Regions from separate parts of the Mus musculus genome. Here region 1 is linked to region 2. Evidence: chromatin loops called from intact Hi-C (ENCODE). Cell type or tissue: left cerebral cortex. All regions are shown on one strand. Links, peaks and the distances in the headings refer to the core of each region. The heading gives the core; the rest is flanking DNA.

What was found. A loop is a pair of places that touch in the nucleus more often than their neighbours do. Peaks named below come from ENCODE experiments on the same cell type or tissue, not always from the same donor. Only the 100,000 strongest peaks of a DNase experiment are listed, where the experiment ranks them.
Region 1: a loop joins it to region 2, with 5 times the contacts of the local background. A loop is called at or near these places in 4 of 42 quality-filtered maps.

What each region holds. Positions count from the first base shown.
Region 1 is chr15:73,035,103-73,051,355 of GRCm38, forward strand. Trappc9 (trafficking protein particle complex 9) reads right to left here. Exons shown (of 22, transcript NM_180662.2): 4 at 15,493-15,621. Among named protein-coding and RNA genes, the nearest start is that of Trappc9, 18 kb to the right of the region's middle. In left cerebral cortex, for the core only: a CTCF peak has its summit at 9,605; a DNase peak (open chromatin) is centred at 9,592; H3K4me3 peaks cover 283 bases; H3K27ac peaks cover 190 bases.
Region 2 is chr15:72,507,660-72,523,912 of GRCm38, forward strand. It overlaps Kcnk9 (potassium channel, subfamily K, member 9), which reads right to left. Exons shown (of 2, transcript NM_001033876.2): 2 at 1-5,385. The coding sequence ends at 4,460. Among named protein-coding and RNA genes, the nearest start is that of Gm24390, 25 kb to the left of the region's middle. In left cerebral cortex, for the core only: a CTCF peak has its summit at 9,556; a DNase peak (open chromatin) is centred at 9,544.

The DNA of each region.
Region 1 (16,253 bases), core at 5,034-13,033, 530 kb after region 2:
CAACCAAGTTCCCAAATGCTGGGCCACAAGAAGGTCTCAACACGTGTAAATTAAATTAAATTAAATTAAATTAAATTAAATTAAATTGCAAGTAAGGCCTCACACCACCACAGCAGGAAATTTAGAAAATTCATAAATACATAGAAAATAAACACCCAACACACAGATAAACATTTCAAAGGGAAATCAGAAGATATTTCCAGTCAAACACAATACACCAAAAATGAGATGCCACAGGTAAGCTCGAGGAGAGACTTCTAGGTCTCACCACCCACATAACAAAAGATCGCCAGCTGATGAGAAGACTAGAAGACTAGAAGAAGATTAGAGAAACTAAATTCTAAGCAAGTTAGAGGAAGGAAAAAAAATTTTAAAGTATAACAGAACTAAGTGAAATAGAAAAAAAATCAATAAAACGACAAGCTACTTTAAAAAGAAAAAACAGTAACAAAGCTGACAAACTGGAAGTGAAGAGAAGGAAAGACTCCAATTGTTAAAACCAAAACTGACAAGGAGAAGAAGAATTATGCCATTTGCAAGAAAATGGATGGGACTGGGATCACCATGTTAAGAGAAAGAAGCCAGACTCCACACATAGACGCCATATTGTCTCTCTGTGAGGAACCTAGATGTAAACACACATAGAGACAGGGAGGGAGGAGGGAGAGAGACAGAATAACAGACAGACAGACATGCAGGCAGGCAGGCAGGCAGGCAGGAATAAAAATGCCTTTCCCTCTGTGTCACATGGCTTTGATAAATTTAGAGAAAGCCATGGTGCAAGATGGCTTAAGCCCTTCAAATCTGTTATTCTCTTTAAAAGTAGTTTTAGATATTTGACATATTTCATTTGATGGACATTTTAGGATCTACTTTAAAAATAAAAAAAAATAAAAAAAAAAAAAGCCAGGCGTGGTGGTGCACGCCTTTAATCCCAGCACTTGGGAGGCAGAGTTAGGCGGATTTCTGAGTTCGAGGCCAGCCTAGTCTACAAAGTGAGTTCCAGAACAGCCAGGGCTATACAGGCTATACAGAGAAACCCTGTCTCAAAAAACCAAAAGAGAGAGAGAGAGAGAGAGAGAGCAAGAGAGAGAAGTTAAAATAAAATCATAGTGTAGAATTCCCATCACTGACTGCAGGGAGTAAGGGTATTCACTACTATACTCAGCCTCTAAATAATTTTTGTTTGTTTGTTTGTTTGTTTGTTTTGAGAAAGGGTTTCTAAGTATAGCCTTGGCTGTCCTGGAACTCACTGTATAGATAGACCAGGCTGGCCTTGAACTTATAAATAAAATTCTTAAGGAAAAAAAAGTCAGGGCTAAAAAATCAGACATTATTACCAATTAAATAAGCAAACAGGACTGTAAGGTGATACACTTATAAATTATATAATCCAGATGAAACGGACAAGCTCCTAGAAAGATACAAGTAAGAAGGAAAAGGAAGCCTTTTTTGTTGTTGTTTTTCCTTTTTCCAAAGATACTGAGCTAATAACCAAATAGTTTCCAAGAAGGAAAAAACCCAGAGAACGGCACCAGCACAGAGGAGACAGTGAGCCAGTGCCCCTCAGACACGTGATCATCTAGATAAACAAGGGTTAAAAAAAGACAGAAAAATGCAACACTTTCCTGGTAAAGATCCTTCCTGCACTAGAGGAGACATTCCTAAGCCTGTGAAGGATGCCTTTAAAACCAACCTACAGCTAAAACAATACTAACGCTAAAAGGCTCGGTGTGTGTCCCTCTGAGATAAGGACTAAGACAGGACATTCGGATTCAAAATCAACAAGGAGAACTATTTCTGTTTTCAGGGACCAAGATATTTGTAACAAAGACGCTGAACTAATGAAGTCAGCCAGGCTGTGGGGTCAAAGGGTCAACACTCAAAAAGTCAAGACGCCTAGATAGGCTTGCAGCTCACCAGCTGATGGCGGTGTTAGGACAAGTCCACTCCAGTACATATACAGTTCATGATGAATGAAATGGGCTGGGAAGATGGCTCAGAGGTTAAGAGCGCTTGCCGCTCTCACAGAGATCAGAGTTGGGTTCCTAGTACCACATCAAGTGCCTCGCACCTGTCGGGCCAACTCCAGGGAATCTGATGCCTTGGCACATGCGTGCACAGAAACACACACATAAACAAAAATAAATCATTTAAAAATTAACAAAAATGCATGCGTATAAAGACATTTGATCCCCAACACTACAGGGGAAAAAGAAAACAGCAACAAAAAACAGTAGCAAGATTTTCCATGTCCATAGATTAGAAATTTTAATATCCCTCTTTGGTTTTCTTATGTATATACAGATGTATATGTATATGCAGATGTATATGTAGATATATATGTATATATGTGTGTGTGTACATATGTATATATGTGTGTGTGTACATATGTGTGTATATATATGTGTATACATATGTGTGTGTATATATATATATATATATATATATATATTCAGGTATCGATGTATATGAAGGCATATATTTATAAATAGGTACTATATTATGTGTATCTGTTTATAGGTATATACATTGAATGTGTGCCTATGGAGCACAATAGAGGGCAAAGGATTTCCTGGAGCTGAAGTTACATGCAATTATAAGTCACCTGACATAGGTATGGCAACCAAGGACAGGACCTCCACAAGAGCAGTATGCACTCTTAACTACTGAGCCCCGGAAGATGTAATATTCTTTAGGTGACAATATGGTATGTACCCCATGTTGGTCTACAAACTCAAAGTAGTCGCTATCAAAATCCCAGCAGATTCTTTTCAGAAATTGACTATCCCTAAAATTCATATGTAAATTTAAGGGACCCAAAATAAACACAAAGTAAAATGCACGTGGGTAGCTATGTTTAAATCTGTCTAATTTGCTTTCTGTTACCCTTTAAAGCTCTACAACGGACATGGTTTCTGACAATAAGACATGTTTTAAAATACATACATAACTCTTGAAATAATCATAAAGAGGTAAATAAATGCCTAGTTTAAAAAATCTTCATAAGCATGTAGCGAAGCTCTCCTAGACTGAAGACACTCGTCACAGGCGCATCATGCTCCTTGGGAAGTCTCTACAGCATCCTAACCAAAGCCATATCTGAGCGCCAACCCCACCAACCCTATGGAGAAGGGAGCCCTAGAAATGCCAGGCTCAACAAGCTCAATGGGACTATGTAAAACTCTTTTCCGCAGTTTGGAGTTCCATATGTAAGCCAGGATGAACTTGGTCAAACTTCACTAGACCCAGGGATGCCTTTCAAATAGAATCCTAAAGGCAGACCATCTGAGAACCACAGAATGCTCTGGGGAAAAGACTAAAATCCCCAGCCCTGGCCCCATAGACATGCCTGGTTTACTACAGGATGCAACATACTTCGACCCAGGAAAGAATATCTTAATTGAGCCGAGAGATCAATAGTTCTTGCCTCTTGTCAGACCTAATGAATGAATCTCCTCTTCTCCAACTGGTAAAAAGGCTCGGTGTGGGCTTTGGGAAGTTTCTGCCATCCTCCAAGCTGCTGTCTTAGCAGATCACAGGCTCTGTCGCATGATCTGCCCCCTGTGTGGTTAATAGCCGACAGCCCTGTCAAGGCTGTACCGAGACCAGCCCTGGGAACACCTTGTTCTCACTCGACTGCCGCAAGGCAAAATAGCACTGTGCACATCCGAGACTTTGCTAGCCATGGCTCTGACAAGCGACGTGTCCCTAGAACATAAAAAGAACTGTTGTAGCTCAATAATTGACAGAAGAGGGCAGCCCTTTCCCAGAGCAAGTACGCTAGTGTCCGGCATACTTTGAAAAGTTGCTCATTAACTGTAAGAGAAACTCCACAACCCTGAGTCCCAACAGCAGTGAGGCACCATGGCGTACCCATCAGGAGTCAGAAAGGTAACACCAGCTGTGGCAAACACAGAGGGACAAACTCACGTGCATGGGCACTGGGACTATGCCAAGGTGTGGCTGCTTTGGAGAAATATCTGGTAGTTTCTCAAGAAGGTAGACATTGGATGACTGTCTGACCCGGCCATTCCACTCTCCAGATTTACGAACACATAAGAGAATTTAAAACGGATACAGACAAAAATCCCCACAGTGCTCGTAGCAACGGTGTTCCTAAGAGACAGAGACTAGATTCATGCAAGGGTGCGTGAGCTGACAGACTAGAGAGACAAAATGTGGCGTGTTGACTGGCCTGCATAACACACTGCAGTGATGTGAAGTCCTGAGGTGAGCTACAAAAATGGACCTTTAAAACACTAAGTTAAAGAAGTCCCAAAAGAGCCGGGCAGTGGTGGCACACGCCTTTAATCCAGCACTTAAGAGGCAGAGGCAGAGGCAGGCGGATTTCTGAGTTCGAGGCCAGCCTGGTCTACAGAGTGAGTTCCAGGACAGCCAGGGCTACACAGAGAAACCCTGTCTCGAAAAACCAAAAAAGAAAAAAAATTCCCAAAAGAGCACAGTTCACAAAATGCAAGATGGAACACAGTAGGCCAGCCTGGAGTGAGAAAGTAAACTACTACTGTGGGAGAACCTGGGGAAATGGAGGACAGGAGGGACTGGCCACTGTGACCTCAGAGGATGCAGGACCTTCTTGTTGGGGAGAGCAAAGTCCTACAATGGCCTGCTGTGCTCGGCTGTAGACTTGTGTTGAAGCTGCTTTTAAAAATTAAATGGTGTTCTCTCTCTCACCTGAGCTCAAATTGCAAGTCTTTTCACTAGAAGAGGGCACCAACCTGAGCAGCCAAGGGGGAAAGCAAGAGAGAAGAATTAGCCAAAGGCTTTCACTTGAAGGGGGTACTCAGATGCACATACAAGGTTCAGAGCAAGAAAGGGGGTCTGAGAAAGGAATCGTTGCATTTAAAAGAAGTCTGTCTGCCATTGGGGAGAGAGGTGGCCCTCTGTTCTTAATTAGCAATGAGGCAGAGGCAAACACCCAGAGCCAGAAGAAGCACAAAGAGATGCCCAGCTAGCTTCCTCTGGGGGAAGTCAAAATCTCTCTCCACCAGATGATCAAATGCAAGTGCAAGTGGCTATATACTCTGTGATAGTCTAGGAAAGTGGCTTCTTGGTAGGGCAGGACAATGGTTTCTCCTCTGAGAGTGTCTCGGGGCACTGGCACTGATCCCTCCTTCCCAGAGCACTACCCCATGAGCTGCCAGGATCTGAACTGCAGAAGAGGGCCAAAGTAAAAGATGGCCAGGCTCTGTCCTGGCTAAAGACTCCTACTAAAGACATGAAGCTGCAGGCTTTGGGCTGGAACCTGGGATTAGAAGAGCCTCAGCTACCTGCCTGTGTCCCTTGGCGAGTCCAGCTCATACTGGTCTCACTTAGGATGGCTGCAAAGATGCCCTCCAACACCACCGCTGAGTGGCAGCTCCATCCTCTGTTGGCAGCTTTCCCAACCACAGGCTCTGATGTGGTGCTACATGAAATAGGATGAGTCTCATGTTCAGAACCCAGCCATCACCTGTTCCAGGCTCTGCAGACTCAGCTGCAAAACCTTACTCTCGACATTTTTACAAACAACAAACACATCCCTCCCTACCTCAACAGAAGTTTGGCTTTTAGAAGTCAGTCTGATTGTCTCCATCTTCTTCTCCCACAAGTATGGGAGACACAACGAAATTCAGTGTTTCATCCAAGGCTCCACAAACAGTCTGGGCTCAGCAGTACCAAGGCATTCAACGTTTATTTCATTCTTGGTTGACATGTTTGTTTTGCCTCAGTTCCATGCATATGTGTGTGTTGGTTGTGTGGGCGTGTGCATGTGTGCGGGCAGGCACCGACTCTGTCTAGAAGTACGTTTCAGATTCCCCTGAGCTGGAGTCACAGGAGCCTGTGAGTTAACAAACATGGTTGCTGGGAACCAAATTCAGTTCCTCTGCAAGAATAGGAAGCACACACTACCACTGAGCCGTCTGGCCCATCCCCAAGTTGCTCGCTTGTTTGTTTGTTTGTTTGTTTGTAGAGCAGGTATGTTTTTAAGACAGGGTGTTGATACATAGCTGAAGCCGGCTCCTTCCTCAGCCTCCTGAGTGCTAATGAGATTACAAGTGTGTGCCACCGTTCCTGCCTTGTCAACTTTCACAAGTACAGAAAGTCCCCGACACCTGTCCCAGGAAACCCTGCCCTTGTGTTGATTTTTCTTCAGAAAGCAAACAAAACATGATAAACATCTGGGTCCTTCACTCTTTCCACACACCGTCCTGAGAAATGTGGCCAGCAGTGTAGAGACAGGCCTTGAATCAGACAAGCAGGCTGGAGGTGCTGCCACTTCGAATTTAGACCATGCCAGATGAAAGCAGCCAGCTTGGGTGCGAAGCCCAAGGGAACATGACTGCCTGGATGGTCTTCTTCGAAGGATGGTGTCTGCTGCTGCATTGTTACCTACTCGGTCATTGTTTCTAGTTAAGCCAAAAGTAACCAAGCTCATCATGAAATAGTTAAGCACAGTAACAAAGCAAGTTTCTGATGGATTCATGGCAGAAAATTAAGATGGGGAAAGAAAGACCCAACACTGTGAAAAAGGGGGGGGGGGAATGCAAGATTTCTTAAGAACACACAAGCTTGGTGGCTCACATATTAGAAGGGTGAGGCAGGAGGATTGCCACTAATTCAAGACCAGCCTGAGCTACATAGCAAGACCTGTCTCACTAATAATAATAGTCTATAAAAAATGCAATAGGATATTCAAATCACTGTGGAAAGGAACACAGGCCATAGACTCAGAGCAAAGTCATTACCATGGGGGGATTCAAATCAACAGCATAGGCATGCCCCGTGCATTCAGAGGATTCAAGGCACGATTCTCCAATCATTCAGTTCACCATGCTAGGGGGAAATTGCTCCTCTTCACCAGACAACAGGAAGCAGTAGGGTGCCCCATCAAACACGGACCAAACAATAATCAGGTTTGCCACAGTTCTGATTTAAAGTCACTTAAATCAGACTGTTCCAAAGACCACAAATCCAGAAACCAGAACCATTCATTCACAACACCATGAAAACAAGCACTTAAAAAATAAAAATAATAATAACCAAAAGAAACTAAGCACAGAGATCATGTACCTGGGTCAATGAGAACTTCTTGCGCCCCTGGAAGAAAGAACAGATTACGGTCTTTTATTTGGAAAATAAAACCACTTTTAAAGACAACTAGCAGAACACATTTTACAGTTTGCATCCACCCTGGTGAGCCTGGGACACTTGCAGCTACTGAGGGGAAGAGCGTGTGTGTGGCAGGCACCATGCTTTTCTGGTTCCAGGAGGAGAACAGAAGATCCTACTGTTAACCCTGCATTGAACGAAGAGGAAAATGCCCCCTTATCTCTTCCCTTCCTACTTTCTAAGCTCAGGCTCCTCACTCTCCATCAACAAGTTTCAGAAACCCTCGTTTCACCAATAAACCAATAACAAGAGAATATGTGAGTGCTCTGACTGAGGTATCAAAGGTTTCAGAAGGAAATATAGTAATACATTAATACTCCCAGATCTCTCTGTCTCTTTCTTTCTCTGTCTCTCTCTGTGTATGCCTTTGTCTCTCTCTGTGTGTCTGTCTGTCTGTCTGTCTGTCTCTCTCTCTCTCTGTGTATGTGTGTGTGAGAGAGAGAGAGACAGAGGCAGAAAGAGACACAGAGAGAGAGACTGACTTATGAATTACAGGGCACTTATCAAAGCTAAGGAAGTGATGTTTAGAGGTGGTTTATACTGAAGCTGTAGCACAGTTGGTAGAGTATTTCCCTAGTATGCATAAGGCCCTGGGGTCAATTCCTAGCACTACATAAACTGGGCATGGTGACGTATGTCAGAAATTCCAGCACTCAGAAGAGACGATCAGGAGATCAAGGACATCCTTGGCTACATAGTAAGTTTGAGACCAAAATGGATAAGCCGTGACCCTGTCTCAAAGTGGACAGTGGAAGCTAGAAAAACGGCTCAGCAGTTAGGAGTATTGCTCTTGCAGAAGACCAAGATTCAGGTCCTGGCACCCACTCTATGCAGCTTACACCTGCCTGTAACTCCAGCTCTAGGGGATCTTCTGGCCTCTGAGAGCACTTGCATGCACACAGTATACACACATACATACATACACACACACACACACACACACACACACACACACACACACAGAAAGAGAGATCAGAGGTCACAGAAATCCCCCTACTGCTGCCTTTCAGGTGCTGGGATTAAAAGCATACGCCATCATATCAAGCTAGAAGACATTTTAAGTACAAGGGTAAAGAAAAAGACACCCAGAAAGTGCCAGGCAGTGGTGGCGCACTCCTGTAATCCCAGCACTTGGGAGGCAGAAGCAGGTGGATTTCTGAGTTCAAGACCAGCCTGGTCTACAGAGTGAGTTCCAGGACAGCCAGGACTGCACGGAGAAACCCTGTCTAAAAACCAAAAAGAAAAAAGAAAAAAAAAAAGACACCCAGAAGAAAGTAAGACGGACCTGAGAGAGCAAGTGAAGGTCTCCATCCTTTAATTTTATTTTTAAGACCAAGTTTTGTCTTGCTCAGTTACCAGGCAGCCCTTGAAGTTTGAACTTGCCAGCCTCCTACCTTAGCCTCCTCCATAACTAAGATTATAAACCCCAAGATTACAAATCTGCACACCAGGCCTCACTCATCTCTTACTTCTTTTTTTTTAAACATTTTTAAATACTTATTTATGTATATGAGTATACTATAGCTGTCTTCAGATACACCAGAAGAGGGTATCAGATCCCATTACAGATGGTCGTGAGCCACCATGTGGTTGCTGGGAATTGAACTCAGAACCTCTGGAAGAGCAGTCAGTGCTCTTAACCACTGAGCCATTTTTCCAGCCCCTTCTCTTACTTCTTAAGTGGATCTTTCTTCACAAAGCTATTTCTCCCTATTCTGACTCCTTAGAAATCAAACATAGAATGATGGATCCAACACCCAGCGTGAGGTGCATGCCTGCAATCTCAGTAATAGGGGTGGAAGAGAAGACAGGACCAAGTTCGAGGCCAGCCTGGGCTACACAACAAGACTCTCATCCCTCTTCCCAATGTGGTCACGTGGAATAAATCTTCTTTTTCCTGCTTCCCACCTTTAATTTGGTTCGACTGCCTTATTGAGGATGGGTGGCCAGAGCTGACTTGAAACACACAGTATCACGTAAAGGTCAGTAACACACCAAATGCATATAGATGAATCTTCACACCTTCACGCAACCACCTCAGCTGATCCGGAAGCCAGGATCTCCTCCAGACCCTAGATGGTGCTTGCTAATAAGCACAGGAGTGGAGATTTAAGACCTGGCAGGCAGCCTTCTTCTCATCTGCAAGGCGCTGCAGAGCTGTGACATCATGGCTAACCATTACCTAATACTCAAGAGAAAGTCCAGTTTCACTGCTGCTCTGATAGCAAATCTGCAACCCTCGCTCTGAGCTGACCAGAGAAAAACACATATATCCAGAAGGCTTTTTCCGGGTATGTACTGGGGATCAAATGAAGAAATCGTATTCAAGGAGCCTGGTTTTGGGTCCTCTTGTAGAAGCCGGAAAAAAAAAAAAAAAAAAAAAAAAAGCTTTAAAAATAATAAGTAAGTGCAACAGCGCCACCTATGGAACGTCCTGCAAGGATCCAGAATCTGCAGACCACAGGCAAAGTTCAGCTAGCACAGGCACTGGGCAGCTTCATAGAAAGATGGCACTGTTCAACAGCTAAAGTCTGACACCCGGATGTCAACCAAAGAGACAGGCTCCCGGAGGACAATCTACGAACAGGAAGGGGTCTCAGAACTGGTTCTTCTTACAGTCAGCTGCCAAACTTTCTCCCAGTCTCTGTATTTTTCCCTAAAGGCAACTGAGGGGGCAGGAAAGATGGCTGAGCGGTTAAAAGTGGTTACTGCTCTCACAGAGGATTAGAGTTTAATTCCACCGCCTTACAACTACCCTAATGCTCTCTTCTAACCTCCAAAGATACCCTCAAACATGTGAGTGGATACATACATACTCACAAATAAAAATTTAGGGGCTAAAGAGATGGTTCAGCAATTAGGAACACTGGCTGTTCTTCCAGAGGTCCTGAACTCAATTCCCAGTAGCCACACGGAGGTTCACGACATAAATAAATAAACCTTTTTTTTTTAAAAAAATAGCCGGGCACGGTGGTACACACCCATACATAAACCCAGCACTTAGAGACAAAGGCAGGAAGATGGGATTGTTAAAAATTCAAGGCCAGCCTAGTCTCTATCTCAAGCTCCAGGTCAGCCAGGACTACACAGTAGCACCCTGTCACATAAACAAACAGATCTGTAAAATAACCATGACTTCAGTCTGTCCTGTTTTCCCAGACACTCCTTAAACTCAGGCCGCTGAAAAAAGAGTTCACGGTGACAGGCAGGGGCTCTGTAAGAGGCCAACTCAGTTGCCACCTTAACTCAGCAGGGATTCAATCGCTGGGTGACAAGTCTCTGTCCCTTTAAAAAAAAAAAAAAAGAGTACTCGCTCCAACCCTCAAATGTTCCCACTGGGGAGTTGTAAAGCCCTGCCTGAGGCTGAGGAGCGCTGGTAGATATTTGGACTTTTTCTTTTCTTTCCTTTTTCTTTCCTTTTTTTTTTAAGGTTTATTTATTTATTATATGTAAGTACACTGTAGTTGTCTTCAGACACACCAGAAGAGGGTGTCAGATCTCGTTATGAATGGTTGTGAGCCACCATGTGGTTGCTGGGATTTGAACTAGGGACCTTTGGAAGAGCAGTCAGTGCTCTTAACTGCTGAGCCATCTTACCAGCCCCTCTTTCCTTTTCCTTTTTCTCTTTTTCCAGACAAGGTTTCTCAGTTTATCTCTGGCTGACCTGGAACTCCCTCTGTAGACCAGGCTGGCCTCAAATTCAGAGACCCACCTGCCTCTGCCTCCCAAGTGCTGGGATTGCAGGCGTGCACCACCACAGCCTGGCTCTGGACCATGCGTCATGTCAGTCCCCACCATCGAATGCCAGTGACAGAGATGAGAACCAGGTGTTCTACCAGCAAGCCACACCTCAGGCCTGTTTTGATCAATTTAATGGTAAGTAATATTACCAAGTTCAGAGAGAAGAAAAAGTAGAGGCCACCACTACTAAGAAACCTTTACAAGTCAATGGTAAGCACTTTCTTCCAGTTGACTATAGAATATTCTATACATTTTGGGGTGGGGGTCCTATATAAGGGACCCAGGTCCTCCCACGGTGCTAGGCAGGAACTCTACAAGTGGGCTACCTTCTCCATCTTGGTTGTTTTGTTTTGTTTTGTTTTGTTTTTTCAAGACAGGATCTCATGTAGTCCAGGCTAGCCTCAAATATACTATGTAGCTAAGCCTGGCCTTCCATTCCTAAGCCTCGCTCTGAGTATGGGAGCCCAGCATCATATCTGGCTTTCCAGCCCTAATTTTTTAAAGAAACTATATTTTGTCCTTTAGTTATAGACCTACAGGTCCACATCCAAATCTTCAGAATAAAGATCAGTGCCCCAACTTGTGAGCAGCATGAAGCTAGGATTGAAAGACTAAAAGAAAGAATGAAGGGGAAAAAAAAAAACTACAAAAATTTTTTAATCTTTAAAAATTTTTTTTCTTAAGATTTTATTTTTATTTATTTATTATATGTAAGTACACTGTCGCTGTCTTCAGACACTCCAGAAGAGGGAGTCAGATTTCATTATGGATGGTTGTGAGCCACCATGTGGTTGCTGGGATTTGAACTCCAGACCTTCGGAAGAGCTATTGGGTGCTCTTACCCACTGAGCCATCTCACCAGCCCTTAAATTTTTTTAAAAGGGAAAGAAATGCCCCCTTTTCCGAGGAAATGCACTTGAAACTATTCAGCCAGGGTCTGTGAGGTCTGAAAGTGTTCAGCTGAATTCCTGGGGCCTGGAGAAGCAGCTTGTGGTGAGAAACTCCTACACGCTTACGGAGAGCACAATTCAGTTCCCAGCCACCACGTGATACAGCTCACAACTGCCTGCAACTCTAGCTCCCAGTGATGCAAGATTGTCTTCTGACCCCTGCAGGCACTCATGACAGACAGACAGATGCACACACACACATATACACACACACACACAGTGAAAATAAATCTTAAAAAAAAAAAAGTAGAAGTATCCTTGAGGTTGGAGAGATGGCTCAGTGGTTAAAAGCACTGACTGTTCTTCCAGAGGTCCTGAGTTCAATTCCCAGCAACCACATGGTGGCTCACAACCATCTGTAATAGGGATCCGATGCCCTCTTCTGGTGTGTCTGAAGACAGCTACAGTGTACTCATATACATAAATAGTTCTTTAAAAAAATACAAGTAACGAATATTCCTGTTACTACTTGCCAATCATCATAAAACCAGTGATACTGACAGCTGCCTCAGCCTTCCCCTACCATGCTCCACCCTAGCCCCTTCAGACAGGGTCCCTCACCTAAGGTCCCTTAGGCTGGCTTGCAGGGAGTTCCAGGGATCTGTGTGGTGGTGCTGCAGACAAGCTAGAACCTAGAACCTCCCAGGAGACAGGCTGCTGGCCGGGCACACCTGGGCACGCTGTCTTCATTATGTTAACTGAGGCGGGCCTTGGGCTATACAAACAGGGAAAGTGAACTGACCGCTGGCAGTCCTTTCTCTCTGCTTCCTGATTATGAGCATCACATGACTGTGACTCCATCCCCATATGGACTGCCACCTGCAATTAGGAGTTAAATAGAGCTTCTCCCTACACTGCTTTTGTCAAGAGTATATTGTCGCAGCAAGTAGGGAAAATAAATAAGAGAACTTGTCTCTGCCACCCAGTGCTGTGTTTCTCGTGTTTAGAAAACACATGTTCGGGGCTGAAGAGTTGGCTCAGCGGTTAAAAGCACTGACTGCTCTTCCAAAGGTCCTGAGTTCAAATCCCACAACCACATGGTGGCTCACAACCATCCGTAATGAGATCTGATGCCCTCTTCTGGTGTGTCTGAAGACAACTACAGTGTACTTACATATAACAATAAATAAATCTTTAAAAAAAAAAAAAAGAAAGAGAGAAAAAGAAAACACATGTTCTTACCCACTAAGCCATCTTCCCAGACCCTTTTCGCATGTGCGAGTGTGTGAGTGTGTGTGTGTGTGTGTGTGTGTGTGTGTGGTAGTTATGGTCAGAGGACAACTTGTGACAGTCAGTTCTCTCCTCTCCCACCACATGGATCAAAGTCAGGCCATCAGACTGAGTGGCCAATGCTTTTACCCACTGGGCCATACTCCTAGCCCTTCAGTGTCTTTTGAAATACTTTCTTGCTGTATAGCCCAGGCTGGCTTAGAACTCACTATGTAGCTCAAGCAGGCCTCGGACTCATGGGAATCCTCCTGACTCAGCCCCTTGAGATTAAATGACTTGGTCCCAATCACATGTAACAAAATGCTACATGCATCCGGGATTCTGCTCTTCTGTGGCTAAAAAGGAGAGCTGAAAGGTAAGGGAGGGTGCTAAATGCTTGGCTTGTCTGCCGCAAGGCAGGGCTGACACTACACACTAGCTGCTCTAGAGATTAGAATCTGAAGGAGGATGGTGCATCTGTCCCCCGGATTCAGCCTGCAATGAGCAGAAGGCCACTCCGCTTCTACGGTAGTCAGTCTCTTTGACCTCCTGGCCTTTCGGCTGTCACCTGAGTACAGGCTGTCCTCAACAATGAAAAGTTCCAACATTTTCACACAAAGCGGAGCTAAATGAAGACACTTCTCCTGAGACATGGACCAGTTCTTCTGTTCCTTAAGCTTCCTCTGTTCACAGCAAGGAAACAAGATGAAAGGAAACATGACAATGTTACCCTAAAAGCTTCAGGGGGCTTCACAGTCACAGCAGGGGGAGGGGGCGGCACACTGACAACCTGGGAGCTGACGAGGAGTGAGACTCCAGAGGCTGTGGTGTCTCAGCAGGACCCACAGCTATACCCACAACATGCAACCCAGCATCGGGGGGAGCTCAGAACCCAGGAGGCCAGAGCAGATTCCTCCCTACTCTCAGCATCTCCTTCCCAGCCCTACTCCCTTTCCACTCTGATGATGGAGGTGCCATCAGGGGCTTCTGGAAGACTAGCATAAAGGGCCCTGGAGAATCACGTGCCGTCATCTGAGCATGCCCCGCAGAACCCAGGACACTTAGCAGCTTCTGCATGCTCTACAGTAGGTGATGACAGAATCAATCTGATTCCCCTTCTAACACATCCGCTCCTGGGGACTGAAGCTCCCTGAGAAAGCCACACCTCCACGTCAGAGTCCACAGACTGACTGAATGACTACTTCTATGACTGTAGAGTTTGACTGTGACAGATCAAGAACCAGAACTATCTTGGGCTGCCTTTAGCACCTTAACAGCCATTCCTTGCCACCCCTGAGCCAACGTTCTTGTGACTATCTTCTAATGGACTAATTTAGCAGAACCCTACCTTCCACCAACCCTAAAGCTATGAATGTCATCAGATAGCAACTGAGACCTACTGCAGAGACTCCCCTGCTTTGCTGTAACCCCCAAACTGATGTCCCCGCCAATGTTTTTGATGAGTTCACTCATTTATGGCTGTCTTTGGTTCTGTGACTATAAAGAGCTCATATAACCATGTCCATAGTAGAAGAATGTCACCTGGGACAAACCGAATCTATGTTCCTGGCCTATAATCACTCATATTCGGTTCAGAATAAATGGTCTCCTTTGGGTCAGGCATAGTGGTGCACGCCTTTGATCCTAGAACTCAGGAGGCAGAGGCAGGTGTATCTTTGAGTTCAAGGCCAGCCTGGTCTACAGCTTGAGTCCCAGGACAACCGTGACTATACAGAGAAAACCTGTCTCAAAACATAATATAACACTAACAACAAGTTAAATAAATAAATGGAATGAATACTAAATACCCTTCTCTGTCAAGAAAGAGTGTCTGGCAATGACGTTGTGCTGTCCCCACTGAGAAGAAAATGTGGCTTTCTCTTCACTGAGGTTTTCTAAAGGTCTCACAGACCCACAAGTGTCTTTGGCTTTGAGTTAGGCATTGCTCATCATTGCCCGGCCTCCACAATGTGACTAGTAACACACTAAGATCAAAAGCTCACTGAGCACTTGTGGATCTCCGCATCTAGAAAAGTCTTTCGCTCTTCACTGGAAGCAATAACTGGGGGAAAAAAAAAAGATAAAATAGCTAGGAATTTTTAAATGAAACAGGAAGTATCCCTGGTCCCTGCATCTGCAGTTAAAACTGACACCAGGGACCAATGTTACCCATTACATGGGTACCCAAGTCCATTCTGCCAGGGGATTTCAACACAGGCCTAGAATTCAGTGATAGACACTGCATGTAAACCTTCACTGTAGCAGTCAGGCCGATAAGCCAGAAGACAATGTCTCCTTCGCGAATGCACAGAATCCTCCTACCTAGAAACACTCATCGGGCCTAGTGAAAAGGGAAAGACAGCACAGCTCCTCTCCTTAGAGACTGCGGTGGGTGCAGGCTGGAGAGAGGCAGGCTCACCTGGCCGGTGTCTGTTGGCTGCTTCTGAGGGAAGTGAGCTGCCTTGGAGTCTCCGAGCCCCAGTCTTGCCACCAGTTCCTCCGGGATAATGATAAATGACTGAAGCCGAGCACAACCCCTCCAGGGCAGCTGGGTGGTGAAGAGATGCAAAGATGATTAGTAAAGTCACCCTGAAGGGGCACAGGATGACTTAAACAGTCAGCTTATCTGAAAATGCCAATTTCCCAAAAACAAAGTTTACAGTTAAAAATCACTAGCTAGGCATGGTGGTACATGCCTTTAATGCCAGCCCTGAGGAAGCAGAGGAAGAGGCAAGTAGGCCTCTGTAAGTTCAAAGCCGGCCTGGGTTACATAGTAAGTTCCAGGCCAGAGTGAGAGCTTGTAGCACACAGAGACATGCCACCCACCTTCCATAGGCCACATCAAGGCAGGCAACACAAGAGGCTAGCAAGGCTCAGAGCTTCACTGATGGCCTGAATATGCAGGGAGAATTTCATTTTCTCATTTCTTCATTTGTTCATAGGATCAGCCTTTTTAGGGTTCTTTTGTTTGGTTTGTTACATTTACTTATTTAATGGGATGGGATGAGGGCATGTGCCATCGTGTGCAGGTCAAAGTCAGAGGGCAGCTTAGGAGATTTAGGTCTCTCCTTCCACTCTGTGGGTGCTGAGAACTGAACTCAGGGCATCAGGCTTGGCAGCAGGGCACCTTTACCCACTAAGTCATTGCATCGGCCCTGAGGGACCAGCAGTTTTACACAC
Region 2 (16,253 bases), core at 5,464-13,463:
TTCATTTTCCTGAAGCAGCAACCTCTACCAACATGTGGTCAAGATGGGACCACAGAAAGTCAATCTAAGCCTAGCACTTTAGGGAACCCATGATGGTTCCATGGTCCAATGCTCTGTGTCAACACTTGTGTTTCTTCACCAGCTCTCTATCTCCTGCCACAATTTTAGCTAAGTTTTTTTTTTTTGGTGGATCAATCTTCATGTGTGACCAGATCATCCAAACCAAAGGTCCTCATCTTGTGCAAAATCCCCACCATAACTAGACCATCAGATTAAAGAAAAACTACAGAGGCTCAAGAAGTGAAATGACTTCCAAGAGCCCAGTAAGGCAAGGCAGAAGAACCAGTCCCTGCCCTACCACTCTTCCTCATCTAGGATGCCTTCTGGTCCTGATAAGACCTTGACTCTGGAGGAAATGCAGCTACCATTTTCAGAACTAAGTCACAACTCACAGATGCTGACGCTAGGAGCTGGTAGAGTGAACACATTCAAGCAGGCATCTCAGATCACATAGCTCTGTAGACACTCAATGAGTCTCTGAATTGGGCTCATTATTTTAGAAAGAATATATTGAGGTAAAGCTGAGAGCCTCCGTGATGGGTAATCATTTTCTGAACTTTCTTTCTCTCAAAGCACACAGACAAGAAAGATCTCTGAGGAGCCCTTATCCGTCTACATTCCAGCTGACATAGATTGGCACTGGAATTCAAGATCTGTACAGTTTTCATATCTGAATGAAATTGATAAAAATTCCCTGTCTTAGCTTATCTACTCTCCAGATATCTCCTTCATCAGGTACACAGAGAACATACAGGTGTGCCCATCTCACTATGGCCATACTGAAGCCAGCACCTCTGTCAGTCAATCACCCATCATGGGCTCAGGTCTTAGAGGCTATTGCCTTGGCCTCAAGACTGAATGGGGCAACCAGGAAGAATAGATCTGGTTCCAGTTTGGGGGCTAATAGAGAATCTCAAAACCCAGAGAGAGAAGTTCTCTTGATGTTCAAAGTCTAACAGGCAGGTGGGTGAGACAGCACCTTCTTCCTGGGATGGGGTACCTTTAAGGATCCAAATGGGATGAACACTAGAAATCAGCAAGCCCAGAGCTCTGGGTTACTCCATATCATTGCCTACTTCTTACTGTCCTTGATGAAATAAAGATGGAGATCACTTAGTGAAGAGTTCAAGTGAGTCAGATATCTTATTAAGTATATATATATACAAGGCAAATTAACTTCCAGGAACTGGACAGCAAGCCAGCCTCCAGTTCCTGGGACAGAATCCCTTCTGCAAACAACCTGGCATGAGGTCTGTTGAAGGGGTTTGGTTAACTGGAGGGAAGGGTACAACAATCACTTGGCTAAAAGAAGCTGCCAAGTGCACAACAGAGGGAAAAGGGTCTTGGCCAGAGACACAATAAAGTCCAGTAGTAGGGAATCTTTGGAATGCTGTGCAAAACATCAACAAAGCAGCTAGGACAACAGCAAAAGGAAGTGTGAAGACCTATATTCTTTACACATGACCTCAGATATGTTGACTTCCCTAAATCTCAGTCTCCTCCTCTGAAAATGAAGGAGCCAGTGGAGCTGCCCCTGCTTGGAGCCCCTTCAACTCTACTGGTGGACTCTTCATAGAAATGGCCTACTCCCATATGGTAAAATGGAGAGTCCTTCAGAATTTGACTCCTCCCTGCTCTCACCCCAAGAGAGCACATCAGTGGATGTGCCCAGAGAACAATATCACCAGGTCCTACGCTAAGGAACAAATCAACCATTGGAGAAGATCCACTTATAGGGACATAAGCCAAGACTCATTCCTTCCCTTGGTGCTCTTATGTTGAGCTTGGAAGAGACAATTTGGTGCCCTTCCCTCCAAAGCTGAACTGGCAATAATTAGCCAAAGACGTGGGAGGGCTACAAGGATGATAACCAAGTACAAGTTGCTACATTACTTCTATCAGTAGCTATCACATAAGGAGGAAAGAGAATTCGCTCTACAGCCCTTTACCTTGCAGAAGGAGGGGGGGTTACTTCTGTGAGAATATAGAAGGTGTTGTCTATATTCCTCTGGGAAGAAAAGATGTACCTGTCATTCGATCCTTCCCACACAATGGTCACTGTGTGACCACTTCACACAGATGCATGAATGGGAAGCTAGCTCTAAAGATAGGCTGAGCCTATGTCCCTCTGACTTGACTCCTGAGCCTAATGCTTGGCCCTGTGAAGACACCGAGCAGGATCTGTCCTCCACTGTAGGACTGAGTCAGGACACCTTGGTGTTGGGAAGTCCACCTTCTGGACCCTTCTGGGTAGGAACTGAGAGTGGATCCTTGGTTCTCTCAGTGCCTCAACACCATGTACAGATCAGAGGTGATCACACATACCTACCCACCATTTGAAGGAAAATCTTACAACAGTCTCAGGGGAACTCCTACATGTGTTCCAGGAAACCTCCTCCGAGGCATAAAGTACTCTGCATATAGGCATCAGGAGTGTCACGTTTGTGACCCAAAAGAGCCAACAATCTCTTTGCAGAGCAAAAAAAAAACATTCAAGAATAGTGATTGCTTCTATTCTCTGGACAGACTTGAGAGCCCTGTGCAGGGCATTCCACACAACAACATCTCAAACAAGTGAACTGAGAAAGACCTCGAAGTTGGAATATGTCAACTTTGGCCAAGAGAGTCTAAGGTTCACAGACTCCTTTTGAAGGTCCCGTGTCCTAGACGAAGGGAATATTTCAACAAGGGGTGTAGCATTAAGTGCATGCATTGACTTTCCAGAGGAGTCCTGGATGCTCCTGGTTTCAGCCCAATGGCACACATGCTTGGGACTGGTGGCATTTGGATGCTGTGTCCTTTAAGAAATCTTGAAGACCAGTAAGTGCGCTCCTTGTGCGTGCGTAGTGTAGCCAAAGCCCATTTCCATCCAAAAGCCAGGAACTTCCAGTGTGCGAAAAAGGAGTGGGAGGATGAGTGAATGGGGTGACTTTTAGAGATGGCAGGGATGGCGATGAGAGAAATTAGAGTCCCTCAGTGACTATGGAGGCCAAGCTGCCCTCGGACTCCTGCGATTGAGAGGGCCTGCATACGAGGTGCCATATTCTCTAGCCTAAGCTGTCCCCTCCAGGGTCATCCTTTATTGAGAGCGGGGAGGAATATCTCGACTACCTAGACAAAGCATCCCCTGAGCTTGACAAGTTCCCAGCAGGCCAAGATACAGCCTCTAAAACGTTCCTGAGACCAACATGAACTTCTCCCTATGTACAGATCAAATGCATTTAGAGACACTCGTTCCTGAAATATATACCTCTCTATATATATTTAAACAAGGAATGCCCTGTCGCTTTCTTATTAGGAAAAGAAAAACCACATCACCATTCTGATACCCATTCTCATCCAAGCATTCCAAAACTGGGACTCTACTCCACGCAGGTAGAGACTTCACAGAGCTCTCCCCGTCAGAGTCATTCTTAGGAAGAGGGAAATAATAAAATAGATACTCTTGGGTCCCACCTATTTCCCTGTTTACCTTGACATCTCCAGCTGCAGGGAAAACTTCTGGAACTAGAAATGCTGAAAATTCAATAGGTCTTCCATAAGTTGACACTAGTGGCTTTACGACTACTCCTCTGTGATCTCTGCTTTCTTGTGTCAATGATGCATACCAGTTCCACAAAGTGCATGATTCTTAAAGATTTCATTTAAACTGGCAGGGTAAACCTGTAGTCTTGCCTGCCTACACCCTGAAGAGAAGTGAATGAGATTTAGACGCTATGGCCATCTGATTCATCTTGGGTTAAAAGTGCTTTGTGGGATGTGCTCAATTTGGCAAGGTTGATAAATCCAACCTTGCAGGGTTTAGCTAGTTTGGAAGCAGCCTCTAGGAGACTGCGTATGAAATTGTATGCGTGAGAAGGGAAGTGAATGCCTGATCCTTTCCACCTTGTCGCACAACACACCTGCACACAGAAGCGCACACGCTCATATTACACACGCGTACACACAGCCACCCAGTCCTTGGGGGAAGAAGAGAGGAGTTAGGTCGGAGACATCACTACGGGTAGTCAGTCAAAGACTTCAGTTGGCCATCCTCCCAGCTCTGTCTTGGTGCTCCTGTTCTCACACCTGTCCTAGGAAAGCCACCCCAGAGAGAGGAGGCAGGGTGGGGAGAAATGTAAGGCATAACTCTGGTGGGGAGAAAGGAAGGAATCCATGCTTCATGCTCAGGTGCGAGCTTCAGAGAGGATGGGCCTCTATTTTCCCTTTGGACAGCTCTGCCTGGCTGGAAAGGCCGGAAAGAAATGAAACCAGGAAAGGAGGGAAGAGAGAAAGGAATGATGATGACCGTAAGCACAAAAAAAGAGAATAATAATAAATAAGGAGGGAAAGAGGAGTTGGGACAATGAAACTTACATCTGCATGACAAATGATTCTTCCATGTACTTCCCTCCCACACTTAGATGGACTTGCGACGGAGGTGCAGCCTATGGTCCCCGCAGGTGTGCATTCCAGGAGGAATGGCGCCGAAAACGGACCGGAAGTAGGTGTTCCTCAGCACGTCTGGAGGGATCTCTTCAACCCTGCAGGAAACGGTGTGGACGGTAGCCCGGACACTCCTGATAGTGGCACCAGCAGCCACAGCAGCAGGAGCAGGCGCAGGAGCAGGAGCAGGCGCAGGAGCAGAAATAGGAGCAGTAACAACAACATTATCGACGACATCATCATCATCATCATCGTCATCATCTTTACCCCAGTTGGTACCAGGGAAGCAGAGATAGCACAGGGTTCTGCCGTATTTCCTGAGGAAGTACATGGCGTGGTGCCTCTTGCGTCTCTGAGGCGCACGGACAGACACTCTTCTTGGATTTCCAGCAAGAATCTCCGCAACTTCTCCCTCCAGTAGCTCCTCATCGGTATTCATGGTCAGGAATCGCAGGACCACAAGATTGAGGAAGGCACCGATGACGGTCAGGCCCACCAGGATATACATGAAGCTGAAGGCCACATAGAATGGCTTCCTCTGCAGCGCACCCTTGGCCTGCAGGGCCACAAAATCGCCGAACCCTATAGTAGTCAATGTTATGAAGCAGTAGTAGTAGGCATGGAAGAAGCTCCAATCTTCACACTGGGAAAAGGCAGCCGCCCCAAGGCACAGGGTGCCCATGCAGGAAAAGAAGCCGACGGTCACCATGTTCTCCATAGAAACTTCAGTGTTGCGCATGCCACAGCACTTCTTGATACGTTTCAGCAGGTAGCGCACGAAGGTGTTCATGCGCTCGCCCAGGCTCTGGAACATAACCAGCGTCAGGGGGATACCCAGCACAGCGTAGAACATACAGAAGGCCTTGCCAGCATCAGTTCCAGGTGCAGCATGTCCATATCCTATGGAAAGGAGGAGAAGAATGGGAACAATAGTTAGGAAAGGTTCTGTGGGGTTCAGATACAGAAACATCAGACATTTCGAACAGACTGGAGATTAGAGCATAAAAGATGAAAAAAATAAAAAATAAAAAGGACCATTTCAAGAGTCACATAAGTGCCGGGGCAGGAGGGATTCAGGAAAATGTCGCTATAAAGGGATTCGGTGTACAGATTAAGTACCTCTAATCTCAAAATGTAAACTCAAAAGTGCTACAAAACCCACAACGTTTTGTTTTATTTTGTTTTGTTTTGTTTTGTTTTGTTTTGTTTTGTTTTGTGTCAGAGTCTCTCGTGTAGTTCAAGTTAACCTCAAGCTCATGTAGATGAGGCTGGCCCGGGACTCCTGGTCCCCCTACCTCCACCTCCAAGTGCTGGAACTGTAGACGTCCGCTCTCAAGACGATATTGGTATCAACATGGTGCCGCAAAAAGAAATTTCCACGCAATGAAACTTTGTTTGATCTAAAAATCTCCTTAAGCTATTTATTAGATATGTGTGACATGCAAATGGAGCATGCCTTGACGCTGGAGTCACTTCCCTAAAAGATCTCATTATATAGATACAAAAATCCCCAAATCTGAAAAGGTTCCAAACCTCAAGTACAAAAAATAGGCTGAAGCATTTTGGGGTGCTTTTCAGCCTTAACTGCCACCTAAGAGGCAAAGAAGACTCATTTGAGAAGAGTCCCTCTTACTAGTTTGATATCTGATAGGCTGAGGCACGTCAATGTTCTTAGAGTAATACAGCGTCCTTACTCCTAAGTGCAAAAACCCAAGAGAGAAAATGGACTATCCCTACCACAGATCCACATAAAGAGGGAAGTCTGAAAGAATGGATGCTGTGGGCTGGCAGGAGGCTGGCTCCTCATGTGCCATCTCTGTCTAAAAGTGTATAATGACCCTAAGCAGATGGAGTAATGACTCCAAGCCCACAAACAAGAAAGCCAATAAGTGATTTAGCAGGTGAACTAATATCACATCTTCAGAGCCGGAGCCTGGTATTTTTGTCTACCAAGAATGAGGCTAAAAGCAAGAGTCAAAATTGAAAGAAGTCATGGCAGAGCAGGAGGGACTTTTCTGTTGTTCACTTTGTTCAGGGATGTATCCCCACACCTAGGCAGTGTCTCTAAGGTAGAAAGTTGATCTGGTAATAGGATTTAACCTTGTATCAAGGGTAACCTTGATAGAGAGAGAACACACAGCCCTCAAAGACCTCAGTACCAGTTTCATTCTAGTACAAGTTCTGAAATGAATATTGCCCAGAAAAAAAGAAAAAAGAAAAATATATCATGGAGAGTGTTTGGACTGGGAATTTGGAGGCTAGAATTCAAACCCTGCCCCATCAAGGAAGGTGACATGTATGCTTCCCCAAGTGGCATGCTCATGGTCACATACCACCATTATTATGTTACATCCCAGAGAGTCTCTGTCAACTGACACGTGGGATGATGATGTCTCTAGGTAGACTGTTGGGCAAATCTTCTGAGACCAGAGACCTAATAGAACCTACCCAACCCTGTTCTCCCTCCCACTCCTGTTTCTATTCTACCCACATTCCTCTGCTGTAGTTTTTCACCTTTCCAGAAGATGTGGCCTCATTCTCTCTAGTCCCCAACCCCTCCACCCCATCCATTACTGAACTCTGTTGTTTCAGATACCCCTCGTCCATTACAAAGGTAGATACAGGGCATGATGCAAAGTTGGAACCAGGCCAGAGTAGGGAGGCAGAAAAGCAGAGAAGGACCTCAATGTATATTTTGATACAAATAACCCAGTGTGAAGAATGAAGAGAGGAAAGGATTGAAAATAAGCACCACAGAAAGCTCCAGGGACAAGGAGATATTCTAGAGGGAAAGATAAAATGAAAATGAGAGAAATAGTGGCTTCAAATCAGCCACCCTTGGTAAAAGGCAGATTGACAGAGTTGGTTATCTCTGCAAACTTAAGAAAGATAAATGTAAAGAAAACCACACACCAGTGATGTTAAAAAGAAAGCTAAAGAGAGACCTGCTGAAAGGCAGACAGGAAAAAAAAATGACACAACTGATTCTGCAAGGCCAACACCTCTTAGACTACTGATATCTAACCATAAACAATGAAGGCCGAGAAGCAATTGGAGCCATGTCAATAAAGAGTCAGGGGGAAAAAAAACGTTACCCCAGAATCCCCTGTCCTAAGGAAACAATCTGCATGTTCAGCTTTTCAAAGCTGGAGAGTGCAACACCATCAGATCAGCACAGCATACCTACTGGAGGAGGGAGCTCTTCCCCCAAAGAAGACAGCAGATGAAAATTTAGGACTTCAGGGGAAAAAAAATGAATCATGTGTTGAGAAATATAAAATGCACAGATGTTATTTCCTCTCCCCCCTGCACGAAGCTCACCTGCAGAGCAGACACCAATGGATGGGGTGGAAGGGTTGGGGACTAGAGAGAATGAGGCCACATCTTCTGGAAAGGTGACAAACTACAGCAGAGGAATGTGGGTAGAATAGAAACAGGAGTGGGAGGGAGAACAGGGTTGGGTAGGTTCTATTAGGTCTCTGGTCTCAGAAGATTTGCCCAACAGTCTACCTAGAGACATCATCATCCCACGTGTCAGTTGACAGAGACTCTCTGGGATGTAACATAATAATGGTGGACTCAATAAGCACTTAACAGTTCTACCTGGGATATACTTAATGTAGGAAATAAACATAGCATCATATGACTCAAAAGCTGAGTGCTGGGTCCCCTTATCTGTCACTCATGTTCTTCAAGGATAGTTCAAAGAGTGCTCCCCAAATCCTCCAATAGAAGCTTTTTTTTTTTTTTAAATTCAGACAAGCTCTCACTCTCTAGTACAGTATGCCCTGGAACTCACTACATAACCTTCCCTTGAATTTACAGAAATCCTCCTGTCTCAGCCTCCCAAGTGCTTGGATAACAAGCATGTGCTACCACTCCAGGCTCTCGAAAGCCATCTTTGAGTTCACACTACAATGCAGTCTTGCCCAGAGGTCAAAATTGGTCCCTACAGCGGGCCAATTCGTCTTGAAGCTGATTGACCCCTTAGGGAGAACAAGTATCCTCCATTCTCCAGCCTCATTTTTATGCTTGCCATGTTTACTGTGACTGCTTACTGGTGCCAGCTAAGGGTGCAGTGCATAGAGAAGGTTGTGTTGGGGGAATTTGCTGCTGGAGAGGAGTAAAATATTTATAAATGGCAGAAAGGGGGTTCTGACAATAGGGATTAAAACAGGCACAAATCCCAATAAAGAATGACTCAGGGTGGCTTTGAGAAGAGATATGCTAGGGAAGGGAGCTAACCTTGGCCCCTTGTGCTTCCAAGATGGTTCCTACTTCAGCCCATGATGCAGCTAGCCTCCCATCTATCCTCCTGTAACTTCCTAAATTAATTCTCTAAACCTTTCTTCCCTTTTCTGTAAAAAGGACATGAAGTGAAGCAATCTCTTTATGTTATCTAGCGTTTTATAGTATGCTTTCCTGCATTTAGTCTTTCCTCTGGAAGAAGGTATCAATGTTTGTGGCATTCTATGCTAAGCCATTGCTTATTCACAGGGCCCTCTGTGTTCTGCAGAGGGAAATCCCTTCATGTGTGTTTTTCCTGATTCCCGGGGCGGGGGGTGGAGAAACAGGCTTCTTTTAACTTTGTATCTTAAGGGAACAAAGGGACCCCAAATACACTTTTTAACACGGAAGTGTGCAAAGCATGAATTTCTCATCGAAAGTGGGCAAAGGGAAGGGCTGAGATGTCTCCCATCTGTAAAGGGGCCACAAAACCCTGTCTCACAGGGCAATGTTGTGCTGCTGAGGCACCTGTCAATGCCCAGGCTGTGATGTGAGTTCATGCCAAACATGAAGATGCCTGGGGTGGGACACATTTCAGCCCCCAAGTATCTCAGACTTGGGTCCACAGCATCTCCATGCTTTGAAGAAAAGCTGGCGTTCCCTATCCTCCTCCATACAGGATTGGACTCACAGCCTCTCACCCTGCTTTTAAGGAAGGGGGATGGGGGCTCTCCTCCACACTAGCTTACTTTCTACAAGCAGCGGAGGAAATGCTGTCCACAAAGAGTCCACAGGGTGGCAGAATGGTGGAAGCCTTGGCCTGTGGTCTCTCTCAGCCTGCCACCAGAGGTGCAAGGGTGCCCTCTGGCGGGTGATCTGTCACTGCAGAGCATGAATGCAAGCATAGGTCCTGACACCTGCCCAGGTTCCCTCCTGGGATGAGTCCAAGAATCACGAGAAAAAGTCACTAAAGTGTCTTTTTTTTTACTGGCAAAACATATGTTACCTGGTGGATTTTTTTTCTCTCAGAAGGTATCATCAGTCAATGGAATGTTGGCAGAGATAAAAAATAAAACTAGTAATGACCAGTGTTTACTAATAGCATGAGGTACCAGGAACTAAGCTAAAACCTTTTTACACACAATAACTCATCTCCTGGGGGAAACAGGGGGCCCTTTCCAGGTAGCCAGTATTCTCCTCTACATGGATGTGGTAGTGTTCATGATCTTGGGCTTAGCATGATAGCTTCCTAAGCTCCCATGTCAGGCTGATCTGGGCCTTGATCCTAATTTATCCCCCGTTGTCAGCCACACCCACAGTGCAAATGAGGTATCCACATTGTCCCCCTGGGTCAGGAAATCCAGGTTCTCCTATTGGTCTTCTTGTTGCACCCACATAAAACCTTCCCTTCTGCCACGCTTTCCTGTATTCTCCACCATCCAAAAATCTCTGCAAAAAAATGTGGAGAGACAAATCAAAGACTCATAAGAAAAAATAAGGGTAGAAAGCTGGCTGATGTTTGAGAAGTCTGTGATAGGATAAGAAAATCAGTAATAGTTGGAAGCCACCAGGACTTGGGTTGGGATGGTTCAGTGGGAAGAGGTACATTCCCTCCCTCAGCTAATAGTGTTAGGCTCAGATGGCTTCAGGCCAGTTATAGTGTAGCAAGACTTGTGGGTGGTCAGAGGTAAGCAAAGCTCTGACCTTGACACAGGGAAACCTCCACACTTTACAATATCATCTCTGATGATCTCTCTACAAAAGTCCATTCTAGAAGCTAGCCTGTATTATTTGCACTGACCTCTGTTTTGCTTGTGTGTCTCTCTCCAAAGAGCCACGAGAGCACTGGATTTCCAGCCTCCGGATGAAGACTTAAGTTTACAGCCTTGCTATATGCTGGTTTATGATGCAGTGTCTCTTTGTAGGCTGTGGTAAGGCAAGGAGTTGGATAGATTCCCAGGGTGGGGCAGAAAGGTCCCCAGAGGTAAGCATCTACCTATTTGAGCTTCTTGGTTGAAGCTTCACAGAAAGAAAACCATGCTCAAGTGGAACATTGTCCTTGATATCCTTCCCCCAAAAAGCAAGGATGACAGTTGCTGGGGTGGACACTTGTGCATCTGTCACAGCTGATTCCCATCAACCAGCATCGCGAGACACCACAAGCAAAGGGTAGAGGCAGGCATTGCCAGGGGACGCATGATAACCATAATTGCTGCATGATAGCAGTTAGAGATGGATGATCGTAGCCCTAATGGACTTCTTCCATGTCTCAGCTATATAACCTAGGTAAGTCATCTAACCATGTAGGGGTGGAGACATCAAAACCCAAGCAAGAAAGGAGATAAAACTATCCCCACCCACCCAATCCTGATTATCTCTTACACTTCCAATTATTTGTAGTGTCCTTTTTGCTTTTTAGACTTTTCCACTTTAAAAGTTACTGGCTATAGGAATAAAAATTCACATAATAGAAAGAAACAAGAGCAAACAGAAGAGAGATCAAAACTGATGAATGTCTATGTACCATCTTTCTGCTCAGACCTGGGAACATTTCCTTATGTTTCCCAAATCCTATTCCTAAATACTTTTTCCATGACTGAGAGAAAACTTCACATAAGCAATTATTTAAAAATGCTAACACTAGTCTATTGCCAATAGCATTCTTCATAAGCATCATTTTTAATTCATCAGCTTCAAGTAGAGGCGCCACAATTTCTTCGCCTAAATAGACTAAATGTGGAATGTGTTGGATTCTAATTTGCTTCTGTTGCTAACAGTCATTTGTGTTTTGGCCAAAAGCACACAGTTCCTGGCCTCGGAAGTTTTATTCCAAAAGCAAAGGAGAGAAATCAAGGAAGTGCCAGCAAATGGGCTGAACTCTGTCCTAATACCAGTGAGATGTGTCCTCCAATGGCATGCCCAATGTTATTAGGTGATCACTTCTACTTCCTTGCCTTGTTCCAATAAATTATACTCAGTGAAACTAAGATGGCCACCATGGGTTCTCATCTCAGGGTGTTAGGGGCATGGGTGGATAGATGTAAACAAAACTATTCAAATCCGTAAGTATATAAAATGTTCCTGGGGGGGGGGGGGAACTGAAATAAATGGAAGAAACACCTTGGAGACACACAATGTTCCATGCTCTTGGGAGAGTTGGAGGAAGAGTAAAAACGGCAGAAAGATTATCTAAAGAAATAATAAACAAGACCTTTCAAACTTTAATGAAAATGTTGATCTGAACATCTAAAAAGCTTAACATAATGACAAGAAGGATGAGTGCCTAGATTTAAATTACTGTAAGTGCAAGAAGACAATGATGCAATGTTAAAACGAACAAGGGAAAACCAACTCATTGTTAGGACTCCTCAATAAGGTCCATGAGTGACTCTTATTCCAAAGCAGAGTCCAGAAGACAATGGAATGACATGATCAACATGCTGAAAGAAAATGTCAACCAAGGATTTCATATCCATTTAAACTATCTTGCAAATTCAGGTAAATTAAAATGTTCTCAGACAGTGAAATGACATTGTCAAGGAGCCAAATGAAAGTGACAGTCAATCAAAAATTTTATATCCAACTAAACTATCCTCCTTTAACAAAAAACAAAAAACAAAAATAAAACCAGACACTAAGACATTCCTACATTAAAAAACAAAACTAAAACCAAAAGTATTCTTTGATAGCAGATTTTTCACTTCAATGATTATTTTTAAAAGTCTTTCTGATTGAAATGAAAGAACTACAGTCAGTAGTACAAATTCATGAAAAGAATGAAAGAGTGGCAGTAAAGGTAATTACATGTGTAAATATATAAAAGCATCAGATGGTTTTATTCATACCCTTTCTCCTTCTGTATAAAAGACAACCACTTAACTTATAAAACAGTGTTGAAGGCAGCAACTTAATTATAAAGCAATGAGAGATAGGTACATAAATATTTCACTTGTACAACAATAATGAGAGAAGAAATGGACCGGTTAGGGGAAAAAAAAACTTCTGTAAACCACTGAAGTTGTAAGATACTATCATCTCCAACTAGCTGGTTTTAAAGAGGCCCATTGTTATTTCCAGAGCAGTTACTAAGGAGCTAATTCAAAACACAAAAGAAGCAACAGGAGAATGGAAATGACACACTTTCCGGTCTACTTATCACAAAAGAAACCAGTTATGGAGAAATGAAGGAACAAAGGAACACAGAACACAAGCAGCATAATGGCAGATTTAACACCTTCCAGATCAGTAAGTACATTAAGTGTAAATTAACTACACACTCCAATCAGCAGTTGGAGGTTGGCAGATAGACAAAAACAAAACAAAAGCTACAACCCAAATGCCACAATCCAATGCTGCTCTCTATAAAATAAACACCTAAAATTCAAAGACATGAGCAAATTTAAATAAATAAAAGGATAGACCCAAGGCAAACTGCCCCCCCTCAAAAAAACAAAAAAAGCCAAAACAAACAAACAAACAAACAAAACCCAGCATGTCTGTCCTAGCACCAGATAAGAAATTGGGTCCAAAATGAATACTATCACTAGATACTAAATAAATAAATTAGTGAGTTTTTGAAGTAATAAAAGAGTTGGTGTTTCAAAAGGTGCCACAAACATAAATGTGCATATATCCCAAACAGAATGTCCTGATATGGCTACCTAAACCTTGTCCCAGACTCACCAAACAGCCACACCACTGAGATTGCCCTTCTCATATTCCTTTGAGGAGACCTGAAAGTCTATAATTTTTTTTTATTCCCTCTCCAAGGTCCTGCATAGAACATTAATCTAGCAGGTGCTTTCCATGCTAGACAGGAGCCACAGAGAGCTCAACTCTGGACCTCTGGTCACTCTATCCATGACTGGCACAATGTCTAGTGACAAACAAACTTGATTTCTCACCCCTTATTCTCCAGGGCCCAGAATGGGGATGTATGTGTGTTATACATGTGTGTCCAGTCCAGGATGGGATGAGGCCATCACAAATCAGCTGCCCTGGAGTGGAACCTAGATCCTGTTTCTTCTCTGGGGTGGCCATGCTATTCCTTTGGTCTAACAATTACCAGAAAGCCTGATTCCTTTTCTTTCTCTTTCAGGGCCATGGTTTCACCACACCAGTACATTAATTCTTCAACAGTCTCATTACACTATTTTTATGTCTTCTCTGCACTCCAGCCTTGAGGTTCCCATTGCACCATTTCCTCCTCTGGAGCAGGCTACCAGAGAATATGAAGGTTGCCACTATAGCAGATAAGAAAAACCCAAACCCAGAATTGCCATGAAACCCAACTACTCCAGCCCTAAGAACATAACCAAAAGAGCAGGAATCCTGGTAATAAGTATACATACATGAACATAGACACATTCCTGCCCAGAGCTAGAAATCTCCAACCTCCTCAAAACCAGAAACATACAAACAGAGTGTGGCATCTTTTAGTAGAATAGCATCTTGCTGTAAATTAGAAAGAAAAGCTAATGCTCACTACATGTGTGAGCCCCCAAAATACCCTGTTAGTGAAGAAGCCAGATTCCAAAGGCCAAGTATCACAGGATACCATTTATAATGCCAAGCTCCATAGAGACAGAAGATGAATTCATGGTTGTAGGGGTAGAGGAAGAGACAATGGAATGTGGTGACTGACAATGATACATTGCTTTAAGTGTTGAAATGCATAGAACTAGATAGAGGTGATTGTTGCTCAATGTTGAAAGCTAAATATGAACTGCATGCTTTCCAATAGTTCTACACTATGTATTTTTGCCTCAATTCAAACAGGGACAGGATAATCAAACATTGAATGAAATGATAACACAGTTGGGAGCAACAAAGAGTGTCCCAGAAGTTCCATATTGTGCCAAGCCAGGTGTCCCACACAGCTTAGGACTTGGCACATGGACTTGCTTGACCTGATATCTGAAATCCACTGTTCCTATCTCCATGCCCACCCTCTCTCCTCTGTCTCTTATCATACCACCAAGATTTTGTTCTCTGTGGAATACAGATGTCCAACAGATGATGTTGGTGACGTCCAAATATACCTAGTGTGAGTTAAAGATACTGTAAGTCAAAAGTGCAATGAATATGCCTGAGGAGCACTAACTCAGTAGCACATCACACCACAGGGTCTTTGGCCTCCCCTTTTTGTCATGTGGACTGACATCTTATATTCCTTAGATCATAAAAAAAAGTACCAGACTAGAGATCAGAATTCCTCCTTATGCTCACATGGCAAGTTGGGGCTGCAGCATCTTCTACTGTATAGACTGTAGATGGAATACCACCCCCACAAAGCACTAGTCTAGAGATCAGAGTTCTTCCTTATGCTCACATGGCAAGTGGGAGCTGTAGAATCTTCCACTTCTTATATTATAAACAGAATACCACCCCACAGAGCACTAGTCTAGAGATCAGAGTTCTTCCTTATGCTCACATGGCAAATGGGAGCTGTAGAATCTTCCACTGTCTAGACTGTAGACGGAATACCACCCACAGAGCACTAGTGTAGAGTTCAGAGTTCTTCCTTATGCTCACATGGCAAGTGGGAGCTGTAGAATCTTCCACTGTCTAGACTGTAGACGGAATACCAGCCCACAGAGCACTAGTCTAGAGATCAGAGTTCTTCCTTATGCTCACATGGCAAGTGGGAGCTGTAGAATCTTCCACTGTCTAGACTGTAGATGGAATACCACCCCACAGAGCACTAGTCTAGAGTTCAGAGTTCTTCCTTATGCTCACATGGCAAGTGGGAGCTGTAGAATCTTCCACTGTCTAGACTGTAGACGGAATATCACCCACAGAGCACTAGTCTAGAGTTCTGAGTTCTTCCTTATGCTCACATGGCAAGTGGGAGCTGTAGAATCTTCCACTATCTAGACTGTAGCTGGAATACCACCCCACAGGGCACTAGTCTAGAGTTCAGAGTTCTTCCTTATGCTCACATGGCAAGTGGGAGCTGTAGAATCTTCCACTATCTAGACTGTAGCTGGAATACCACCCCACAGAGCACTAGTGTAGAGTTCAGAGTTCTTCCTTATGCTCACATGGCAAGTGGGAGCTGTAGAATCTTCCACTGTCTAGACTGTAGCTGGAATACCACCCCACAGGGCACTAGTCTAGAGTTCAGAGTTCTTCCTTATGCTCACATGGCAAGTGGGAGCTGTAGAATCTTCCACTATCTAGACTGTAGCTGGAATACCACCCCACAGAGCACTAGTGTAGAGTTCAGAGTTCTTCCTTATGCTCACATGGCAAGTGGGAGCTGTAGAATCTTCCACTGTCTAGACTGTAGACAGAATACCACCCCACAGAGCACTAGTGTAGAGTTCAGAGTTCTTCCTTATGCTCACATGGCAAATGGGAGCTGTAGAATCTTCCACTGTCTAGACTGTAGACGGAATACCACCCCACAGAGCACTAGTGTAGAGTTCAGAGTTCTTCCTTATGCTCACATGGCAAGTGGGAGCTGTAGAATCTTCCACTGTCTAGACTGTAGACGGAATACCACCCCACAGAGCACTAGTGTAGAGTTCAGAGTTCTT